Linked DNA regions of Homo sapiens: region 1 is linked to region 2. A link is an interaction called in ENCODE POLR2A ChIA-PET data of the cell type or tissue named here. Cell type or tissue: B cell. All regions are shown on one strand. Each heading gives the region's core, and the rest is flanking DNA. Links, peaks and the distances in the headings are about the cores only. Region 1 overlaps KLHL26 (kelch like family member 26). Region 2 overlaps CRTC1 (CREB regulated transcription coactivator 1).

Region 1 (5,355 bases), core at 303-5,302, 54 kb after region 2:
ATGACTAAGGTCCTCTCCAGCCGGCCACTGGGAGGAGGGGAAGGACCCATTACTCAGGCTGGTCCAGACAGGGGGCGGCCGGCACGGCGGGGCCACAGGCCCCCAGGAAGGCGGTGGCCCTGAGCCGGTCCGAGTCTCCAGACGGCCACTCGAGTGACGGTCACCCGCACGTGAGTCATCGGAGCCAATGCGTCAGCAGCCCCGGCCAGGGCCGTCTCAAGAGGCCATTGCTGCCCGCCCTGGCTGCACCCTCTGCCCGAATCTGGCCTCTGAGTGGCCACACGCCCCCGCTACAGGCCTGGCCCGGGCTAGGGGCCATTCTGACACCCGCTTGCCGCTGTATCCCCCCAGCAATGTCATCGGGCACCCTAGCCAGGCCCAGGCCTGTGCTGGACCCAAGGACACGCCCAGGTCTGCCCTGGCAACACCACCCCTGCTCCTCTCAGATGTCCCAGTGCAGGGATGTGCTAGGGCTAACATCCAGGGAGCCTGGGTGGGGTAAACTCCCCCAGGTGGACCACCTGTTATGGGATTCCCGAGATCTCCAAGGGTTGCCCTGGGACCACCTGCTCACTACTGACACACCCTGTGGAGGCTCCTTCCCTCCCCACGCTGTTCTTTCGTGGGGCCCTCGAACCCCCGCCTGAGAGTCTGCTCTGGGGGAACCCAGCCCAAGGCACGATGGCCTCGTGGGGGAGGTCACAAGAAGCTCAGAGTTGCAGAGGTTGCGGCCAGGCACCCTAGGGATGAAGCCTCGTGGGAGGATCAGGAGCAGAGGGAGGTGGGGGCTGCCTAGGGGGACAAGAGTGAGGGGCACGCACCTGTCAGGGCAGGCGCCCCTCCTCCGGCCCCGGGCTGGCCTCATCTCCATGGTCGGCTTCCCAACCCATGAGAAGCGATCCAAAGCCCCAGAACGGTTCTTTTCATTGGAATGTCCAAAAAAGAAAAAAAAAAGGCAAGAACAAGAAAGAATTTCATGGAAACATTTCTTTGGGGTTTTGTAAAATCCTTTCCCACCCCCACGCGGAGCCCAGCGCTCGGGCCAGAACGGAGCCTGCCGGCATTGCCCCTCATAGGCGGTTCTGACGCGCGCAGTCCCTCACTTCCCCTCAAAGAGGAGAGCACTTCCACTTTCAAAGCCAATTTTGGTTTTATTGTCCATGTGGCTCGAAGGAGCACAGCAGCACAGCACAGCTGGTTGGCTCCCACCCCGGCTGATGCGATGCCGCCCCAGGGTCTCAGTGCATGGGTGGGGAAGAGGCTGTACTTCAGGGGACAGCAGGGGATGTCAGGGCCGGCTGAGAAGCCACTGCCCAATCCCTAGCCTCTCTCCCAGCCAGTCCCAGGCTGGCAACTGGACCAAGACCATCCTGAGAGCCTTGTCTGAGATCCAGCAAGAGAGGGAAACAGAGACTCGGAGAGGGAGTGACAGAGACTTGGAGGGGACAGAGACCCAGAGAAGAACCGGGACCCACAGAAAGAAAAACAGGACCCAGAGAGAAGTGGACAGATACCCAGAGAGAGAAAAACAGATTCAGAGATAAAGGGACAGAGACTTAGAGGGTACAGAGACCCAGAGGGGAACAGGGACGCAGAGAAAGGTAGACAGAGACCCAGAGAGAAGGAGACAGAGACCCAGAGAGAAGGAGACAGGCACCCAGAGAGAGGGGGACAGGGGGACAGACAGAGACCCAGAGAGAGGGGACAGAGACCCAGAGAGAGGGAGACAGAGACCCAGGGAGAGAGGGAGACAGAGACCCAGAGAAAGGGAGAGGGAGAGACGGAGGCCCAGCAAGAGGAGAAAAAAACCCAGAGAGAGAGGAAGACAGATACCTAGAGACAGGGAGACAGGGAGACAGAGACCCAGAGAGAGGGAGATGGAGAGAAAGATCCAGAGGGAGAGGGAAAGAGAGACCCAGCAAGAGGGAGAGAAAGAGACACCCAGGGAGAGAGGAAGACAGAGACCTAGAGACAGGGAGACGGAGACCCAGGGAGAGAGGGAGACAGAGACCTAGAGAGACGGAGAGGGAGACAGAGACCCAGGGAGAGAGGGAGACAGAGACCCAGGGAGAGAGGGAGAGGGAGAGACAGAGACCCAGAGACAGGGAGACAGAGACCCAGAGAGACAAGGAGAGAAATACAGGGAGAGAGGAACAGAGAGCCAGTGAAAGGAAGGGAAGCAGAAATGGTGGCAGGGGTGGGGGTGACAGCGACCAGGCAGTGTGGGAGGTGGTGTGGGGCTCGAGTGCCAGAGCTGTGGGGGGCCTGGAATCCCACCACCAACCTCTCAGCCTCACAGCCACCACCCTACTCTCCAACCACACTGACACCTTCTCTCATGACCCTTCCCACCCACTCTGACCTTGCCAAGCAGGCACAGGTCTTCACATGCAGCCTCACAAATCCCCAGCAGCCGGGGAGATCACAGGCTCAGTATCCCTCTCCAAGATGGGAACACCGCGGCCCAGCGTGCCCCTGCTCCCCCGCCACCCCCACCCCTGGCCACCAGCAGCTGCAGTCCTCACTGGCTCTTGGGCACGTGCCTCGAGGGTAAAAGGTGCAAAGAGGCAGGGTCCCACCCATTCCACAAAGGCAGCTCCCCCAGTACTGTTGCCATGGTGACCACAATGTTTCACAGCACTGGGAACTGCTCCCAGCCCACAGGATGGAGTTGCTGGGTTCCGGCACCTCATGCTGGCCCTCAAACGCTCCGGCCCCCACGCTCACGTCAGCAAGCTTTCCCGTGGGACAGCTCAGAGGCCCCTGAGGCCCGGCCGCCCTGCTTCTCCCCCAGACTGCCCAAGGCTACTTCCTGGGGTTATCCCTCCTGATAAGGGGCCGCCCCTTCCAAGGCACCTGCTGTTCTCTGCCTCCCTTGGCTCCCGTGGGAGTGGAGGAAAGATAATGGCTTCTGGATGGACAAGTGGGAGAGCCAGGAGCGGGTGCAGGGCCCCACCGCAGTGTCCCAGCAGGCCAGGACACTCAGCCACTGACAGACCCAGAGACTGGGACAGAGGGACAGAGATGGGGAGACAGAGACCCAGAAACAGAGGGACAGAGACACAGAGATGGCAACAGAGACAAAGAGACAGAGACCCAGAGACAGAGACACAGAGACAGGGAGACAGAGACCCAGATATGGAGGCACAGAGACTCAGAGACCCAGAGACTCAGAGACAGGGAGACACAGACCCAGGGAGAGGGAGACAGAGACCCAGAGACGGAGACAGAGACCCAGAGATGAAGACACAGAGACTCAGAGATAGGGAGACACAGACCCAGAGACAGGGAGACAGAGACTCCAACCACACTGATACCTTCTCTCATGACCCTGTCTCATGACAGAGACAGGGAGACACAGACCCAGAGACAGGGAGACAGAGACCCAGGGACAGGGAGACAGAGATCCAGGGACAGGGAGACAGAGATCCAGAGACAGAGGGACAGAGACCCAGAGACAAGGAGACAGAGACCCAGAGACAAAGGGACAGAGACTCAGAGATAGGGAGACAGAGATCCAGAGACAGAGGGACAGAGACCCAGAGACAGAGGGACAGAGATGCAGAAACAGAGGGACAGAGACTCAGAGACAGAGATGCAAAGACAGAAGGACAGAGACCCAGAGACAGGGAGACAGAGACCCAGGGAGAGAGGGACAGAGACTCAGAGACAGGGAGACAGAGACTGCAGCTCAGGGGCCGCCAGGGTGCAGCTGTCTGTGTCTCCCTCCTGCTTGACATGCTGATTTTCTCCAACATCTTCACGAATCATTTCAAACAGGAACCCGCCACTCCCGCCCTGTGCTGGGAGGGCAGGCGTGCTGGGCAGGCCAGGCAGGGTCAGAGCCACCCTAACCTCGCGGCCTCCCCACCCACCCACCCTCAAGCCTCCTCCAAGAGCCCCGCGCTACTGAGGCAGACAGGGCTCGCCGTGAGTTGCGCCTGTTGGCCCAACTCACACAGCGTCCTGCATGGATGCCCTCTGACCCCTGCGAAGGAGGCCCTGGCCTTCCCCTTCCTCCCAGCCTCCTGATCTGGAGCCATTCCCTGCCTGTCTGTCCTTGGCTTCAGCCTGTCTGTGCCTGCTGGGTGGGGACAGAATGACAGGAGACAGAGCATCTGGGAGTGCCTAGCAGGAGGCCACTGTACCCAGGGCTGGCACCCCCAGACAGCCAAGTGACGGCCAGGGACGCCAAGGCTCAGAGAGGGTGGCGGGCTGCCCAAGTCACACCGGGAGTTCAGGGAGGGCAGGCAGGCAGGTTTCGGAATCGAGGATCAATTGGAAAGGACCACGACCAATGACCCCAAGGACCCAGTGAGGTGGCAGGAGACACTCCCTGCTCTCAGGCTCAGCAGGTTGAGAGGTGAAGCCCACAGAGCTGGGAGCAGAAAGCTGAGGCCCGTCCACCCCCATCCTGCAGGTCCCCCACCAACCCCACCATGAAGCCAGGGCAAGCTGCGTGGCCTCCCCTTTCCTGAGCCTTGCTCAAACCTTCCAGAAAACAGGGGGTTAGAGGTGCAGTGGTTTGCAAGCTGTCATCTCAGGAGCATGGGGGTGTTCTAGATGAGGAAGGAGGCTGGAGGCATGGGTGGGTGGATGATGGATACGTGTGGCCACCCCTCACCTGCTCCTCAGGGGTCACCATAAGCCCAGTGCCCTCAAGGCCGGGCTGTGATGTCCTGCCCTAATCCCAGCCTCTGACCAATGCCACCAGGAGTCCAGGATGTGTGGGGCTCTGACTGCGGCCAATGGACAGGAAGACATTATGCACAGCGCCCCCATCCCGGACTTGCCAAACTCCAGCCACTTCTCAAGGCCAACAAGAGGAAGCCCCACCATCCAAACAAAGGCCCAGAAGACAAGGGGGTGTTCAGACCCCACCTCCCTGACCAGCAGCAAGCTCTCTGCCTCCACAGCACCCCTCCCATCCTGGCTCTCCATGTCCAGATGACAATGCTGGGGCGTCTCCATCAGAACAGTCTTCACGGACCGAGGGAGCACCCAGTCTGTGCAGTCTTGGCTCCTGGCCCACCTTGTGGCAGGCAGTCTCTGATGGGGCACTGCTACCATCCCATCTTACAGATGGGGAAATGAAGGCACAGAGAAGTTCGGCCACTGGCCCAAAGTTATACAGTAAACAGAGGCAGGGGGACACCAGGCTTGGCCAAAGGAGGCCTTCCTCAGCCAACACACGGGTGCTGGTCGACCTCTCCCCGGTCCCAGGTGGGTGGGCCTCTGATCGTGACCATCACACAGATGGGGAGACTGAGGCTCAGAGGGCTGAGACAGCTCGCCAAGGCTCTGCCTGAGCTGGGAGGATGGACATGGAGCTGAACAGCAGGAAGAGCAAGACAG
Region 2 (5,355 bases), core at 83-5,082:
CCTTGGGTGTGCATGGCTCACCCAGCCTCATGCATACGTGTAAGGACAGTATGGGCTTGTGTGGGGCCTGGTGTGCCCTCCCACCCTGCTGCTTCCGGGCACGCTAGGGTGCCAGGAGAGGTGAGCGTGGGCCGCCCACAGGAGGCATGTGGCTGCTATTTTTAGTGTAGGTTTCCACACTTGCAGGCCCTCCCAAAACAGCCCTACCCACCAGGCTGGGGAGCGGGCTGCCAGTGGTGCAGGGCTCACCCCAGCAGATACTGCAGGGCTGTGTCCTCCAGCTCCCACCTCTGCGTGGCCTTTTGGGATGTCAGCTCCTCCCCGCGCGTGCAGCTGGGTGTACAGAAAGGGGCTCTGTGCCTGGGCACGCCACTTCATATACTTGGGCCTTTGCTTCACGCGCAAGTGGAATATTCCAAATGGACCTGGGCAGGAATCCCAGCCAACACGAACCTGGACCTTGAGCTAAGGCCAACCGGCGGTGAGCCTGGCCTCTGCAGAGCCATACAGAAACACTACAGACCCCAACAACAGGCCCAGTAACATTGGAGGGAGGAGGGGCACGAGGAGGACGCCTAAGGGTGCAGGGCCTCAGCTCCCACAGAAGGGGCACAGCAGAGAACAAGGAAAAGGAGCTTAGAAAACTGGTCTACTCCGGGAAGACAGCCCGGCCACTACTCAAACAGTTAAACCCAGAGTCACTGCAGGATCCCGCAATTCCAGTCCTCAGTATAGATCCAAGAGAACTGAAGACAGTGTCCACACAAACCCTGCAACACACATGTCCATGCAGCTCTGTTCATAACAGCCAAAAGGTGGAAACAGGCCAAATGCCCATCAACAGACAAGTGGCTGAACAGAATGTGCTCCATCCATACAGCAGAATGTGCTTCAGCCAGATGTGCTCCATCCATACAGCAGAATGCTATTCAGCCATGGAAAGGAATGAGGCACTCATCCATGCTACGACGTGGAAGAAGCCTGAAGACACGATGCTGAGTGAGAGAGGCCAGACACAAAACGCCACATAGTGTGAGATTCCATTGATCTGAAATGTCCAGAACAGGCAAATCCATAGAGACAGGAAGCAGACTGCTGGCTGCCAGGGGCTGGGGAGGGGAACGGGGAGTAACTGCTGATGGGGATAGGGGGTGGGGTCTTTTTTTTTTTTTTTGAGACAGTCTTGCTCCGTCACCCAGCCTGGAGTGCAGTGGCACGATCTCGGCTCACTGTAGCCTCTACCTCCCGGGTTCAAGCCATTCTCCTGCCTCAGCCTCCCAGGTAGCTGGGATTACAGCCGTATGCCACCATGCCCAGCTAATTTTTGTATTTTTAGTAGAGACAGAGTTTTGCCATGTTGGCCAGGCTGGTCTCAAACTCCTGACCTCGAGCGATCTGCCCGCCTTGGCCTCCCAAAGCGTTGGGATTATAGGAATGGGCAACTGCACCCGGCTAAGGGGATTCTCTTTTTGGGAGGATGAAATGTTCTGGAGCCAGGCAGAGGTGTTCACTGTACAATATTGAGAAGGTACTAAATGCCACTAAATTGCACACTTTAACATGGCTAATTAGGGCTGGGTATGGTGGCTCATGCCTATAATCCCAGCACTTTGGGAGGCCACGGCAGGCGGATTACCTGAGGTCAGGAGTTCTAGACCAGCCTGGCCAACATGGTGAAACCCTATCTCTACTAAAAATACAAAAAAATTAGCTGGGTGTGGTGGTGGGCGCCTGTAATCTCACTACCAGGAAGGCTGAGGTGGGAGAATCACTTAAACCCGGGAGGTGGAGGCTACAGTGAACCAACATCATGCCACTGAACTCCAGCCTGGGCAACGGAGTGAGCTCCTGTCTCAAAAACAAACAAACAAACAAACGTCTAACTGGGCCAGGCACAGTGGCTCATGCTTCTAATTCCAGCACTTTGGGAGGCTGAGGCAGGAGGACGGCTTGAGCCCAGGAAGGAGTTTCAGACCAGCCTGGGCAATATAGTGAGACCCATCTCCACAAAAAAATTTTAAAAATTAGCTGGCCATGGTGGCACACGCCTGTAATCCCAGCTACTTGGGAGGCTGAGGTGATAGGATCACTTGAGCCTGGATGTTGAGGCTGCTGGGATAGAACTACTGCACTCCAGCCTGGGCAACAGAGCAAGACCCTGTCTCAAAAAATTAAATAAAGGCTAATTTTTATGTTATATGTGTTTTATCTCAGTGAAAAAAGTATAAAGGAGAAATAAAAAGTATACCCAAGGTTCTGGCAGTGTGGGGGTGGGTGGAGGGGCCCAAAGTAGACCACCCTAGTGCCATCTAACCAGGAAGCCACCACGGTCCCACATGTGTATAAGGAAGAGGACGTCAGCTGCTGATCCAAGACCCTTGGCATCAAGCTTCTTGGCTATCACACACCCCCTCCCAACGCAGCCGGGAATGGGCGGAACTGCCCGGCACCCACCCCAGGACCAGCACGGCCGCCCCACCCACTACAGCCCAGAGGCCCTCAGGCCCACGTCAGAGCCTGTAACCTGGCAGGCAGGAGCAGGAGCGTGGCCGGCCGCAGCTGTGGCCTTCCTGAGGTCTGAGAAGCATTTTTTTAAAAATGCAAACTGGTGGCCAACTTTTACTTTTTTTTTCTTTTAAGTTAACTTAAACATCAGAATTGCTTGGCTTCTCCTGAAACGCTGGAAGTGCCGACAACTCAGGGCCCGGATTCCTGGCAGGCGATGGATGCATCCCCAGCTCCCGCCCGGCCCAGGCACAGAGGCGCAGGATCGGTGCCCTCATGCTCCCCTTCAAAGCGGCCCCGGGGCCGCCAAGGCCAACGCGTCCCACTGCCCCTCACTCTGGGTCAGCAGCTGTGTGGGCTGAGCTGACCCAAGGCCTGGAGGGAAGGATGGCTCCCCGACTCCCAAACAAGAAGTCCTCCCAGGCCCCTCCCCGAGAAGCAGGCCACCTGGGACGGGAAGGTTCAGTGCTAGGATGCCGCATGTGGCCAAGCAAAGCTGGGAATGCGGGTCTCACCCTGAGCCAAAACCCCAAGGAAATTTACTGCAGCTCATCCAGCAGTTAACTGTTAGCAGCCCTGGCCACAGCAGACTCCCCATCAGCTGGAGGCCTACAAAGCCCTGGGGAGGGGGCACTGTGGGGTGGGACAGGGTGAAGAAAGAGGGGTGACTGGCCAAGCCTGGGCATGGGCTTCCTAAACAGTCAAGGGTGAGGCCGGGCGCGGTGGTTCACACCTGTAATCCCAGCACTTTGGGAGGCCAAGGCTGTGGATCGCTTGAGGTCAGGAGTTCGAGACCAGCCTGGGCAACATGGCAAAACCCAAACCCCATCTCTACTAAAATACAAAAATTAGCCGGGCACAGTGGCGGGTGCCTGTAATCCCAGCTACTGGGGAGGCTGAGGCAGGAGAATCACTTGAACCCAGGAGGCGGAGGTTGCAGTGAGCCGAGATCAAGCCATTGCACTCCAGCTTGGGTGAAAGAGTGAGACTCTGTCTCAAAAAATAAATAAATAATAAATAAAAAATAAATGTAAAAAATAAACAGTCAAGGGTGCCTGAGAGTGTGACCCTCGCTACCCTCTGACCCAAAGCCCCCATGGGAGGGAACAGCTCAACACAGCCAGGAGCCCGGCCGGCCGCCGACTCACACTGGCTCCTGGCTCCCACCCCCTCCAGCAGCCCCAGAAAACCCTGCATGTCCAGCTCACCCAGAGGGATGGTCCCTTTCAAGAAGGATCTGCTGGCCAGACACTGCCCCCAGGCAGTAGGACGGGAGGCCAGGGAGGGACGTCGAGGAACGGGGAGTCCACAGCAGGGGAAGCCACAAGTCCTTGCTGGCCCAGGACAAGCTGTGCTGGCTCAGATGGGCATGGGCCGGGCAGCTGGGTGGGTAGATGGAGGAAGGAAGTGGGAGACTTCCGAGTGAGTGGGGCTGTGCAGAAAACAAGCTGGAAATGGGGTGGGGGGAAGGTGGCCAAGGAGGTGACGCTGGAGCTGGGAAGAGCACTCCAGGCAGGAGGCCCCGTGAGCACAAAGGCCCTGGGGTCACAGAGTGACCATGACAGTGGCTCGCCAAGGAAGCCAGGGTGGGCAAAGAAGTGTGGGGGGGCGGGTGCTGGGCTCAGAGCCTCAAGAGAGCTGAGCTTTGTGGGACCCCATCCTGGGTGGGACGAGAAGCCGCTGGAAGGATTTAACCAGGAGTGACCTGAGCTGTCCTCCCTGTGGCAAAGTCACCGCTGCTGGAGGAGGCAGGACTGATGGGCCAGGGCAGGGCAGGCAACATGGGAGCAGCAGCCCATCCACGGCAGGGAACGCCAGGCAGCTGTCCCCGGCCTCAGCCCTCGGAGCCCTCAGGTCCTAACTTTAGGGCTCCTGATCCTGGCTGCGTTCCAGGCTGGGGTCCCAGCATGAGGAAGCCCGCCCAGGGCAGACGGGACCCATCTCCCCCAGGTGGAGTCCTAGGTGCACTGCCGGCTTCCCAGAGGACCTCAGCAGGGGTGTCCGCAGGTACAGAGGCTCATCCCAACTCCCATCCATGGCCTTGCTCAGACACAGCCCCCAGCCACCCTCAGATGCCCTCTCTGCTCCCTCTCAGCCCCATGCAGATACTGCCCTTCTTAACCTGCCCGCTCCCTCCTTCCTGTCTAGGCCCCATTTTGGGCCTGGAGGCTTCTCCCTCTGAAGCTGTCCTGGCTCCTGCCACCTGGCCTGTCCCCTGCACCAGGAGCCACACCCCCCTGCTGCAGCCCTTCTCCCACTGCCTGAGGGTTACGTGTGGGGGCAAGGTGGGCATAAAAAGGCACCATGAGGGGACATCAGGACAGAGGATGAGGGGCCAGGTGAGGGGAAAGGTGGTCCCTGTGTGAGGGAGGCTGCGGGCACCAGGCTGGGAGGCCCTGTCCCCTTGGCTACCACCTCCTCATGTGCACCCTGCCAACACCAAGCCTCTGCAGCTGCTCTGCCCACTGCCAGGTGCACCTGCGACTCTGGGCTCCACAAGGCCCCTCCCATGCCATGCCTGGCACCTGCTGCTCCAGAAACAGCCCTGGGACCCTGCACCTCCGAGCACCATGCGGGCTCAGAGGAGGTACCGGGTGGACATTTACCCACTGCACCCATGAGGCCTTCCCCTCAGCCTTCCTCCCGGGCCTAGAGACAGCACCCCACGGAGGACAGGACAGCAGGGAGCGGCAGGGAGGAGTCACCAGGGTGGCCACACGGCTGCCTGAACTGAGCACAGCTCTGGGCTTGCCACGGCGTGGGCAGGGTGGCTGAGTAGGGGCAGGAAACCAGGGTCCTCCTGCTTCTGGGCACCGCTCAGCTGGGAGCAGGGCCAGTGCCCACGGAAGA

Evidence for each region. ChIA-PET counts read pairs that join two places held together with the same protein. Peaks named below come from ENCODE experiments on the same cell type or tissue, not always from the same donor. Only the 100,000 strongest peaks of a DNase experiment are listed, where the experiment ranks them.
Region 1: POLR2A ChIA-PET joins it to region 2 with 5 read pairs; 4 of 35 experiments call an interaction of 5 or more read pairs at or near these places.

The regions. Positions count from the first base shown.
Region 1 is chr19:18,655,251-18,660,605 of GRCh38, reverse strand. All of the region lies in intron 1 of KLHL26 (kelch like family member 26), which reads right to left. Among named protein-coding and RNA genes, the nearest start is that of KLHL26, 21 kb to the right of the region's middle. RefSeq lists enhancers at 2,244-2,774, 2,775-3,306. In B cell, for the core only: no CTCF peak of the experiment used is centred there; DNase peaks (open chromatin) are centred at 1,125 and 2,705; H3K4me3 peaks cover 772 bases.
Region 2 is chr19:18,708,777-18,714,131 of GRCh38, reverse strand. The region is part of intron 1 of CRTC1 (CREB regulated transcription coactivator 1); the gene reads right to left. Among named protein-coding and RNA genes, the nearest start is that of CRTC1, 28 kb to the right of the region's middle. RefSeq lists an enhancer at 3,328-4,322. In B cell, for the core only: no CTCF peak of the experiment used is centred there; no DNase peak of the experiment used is centred there.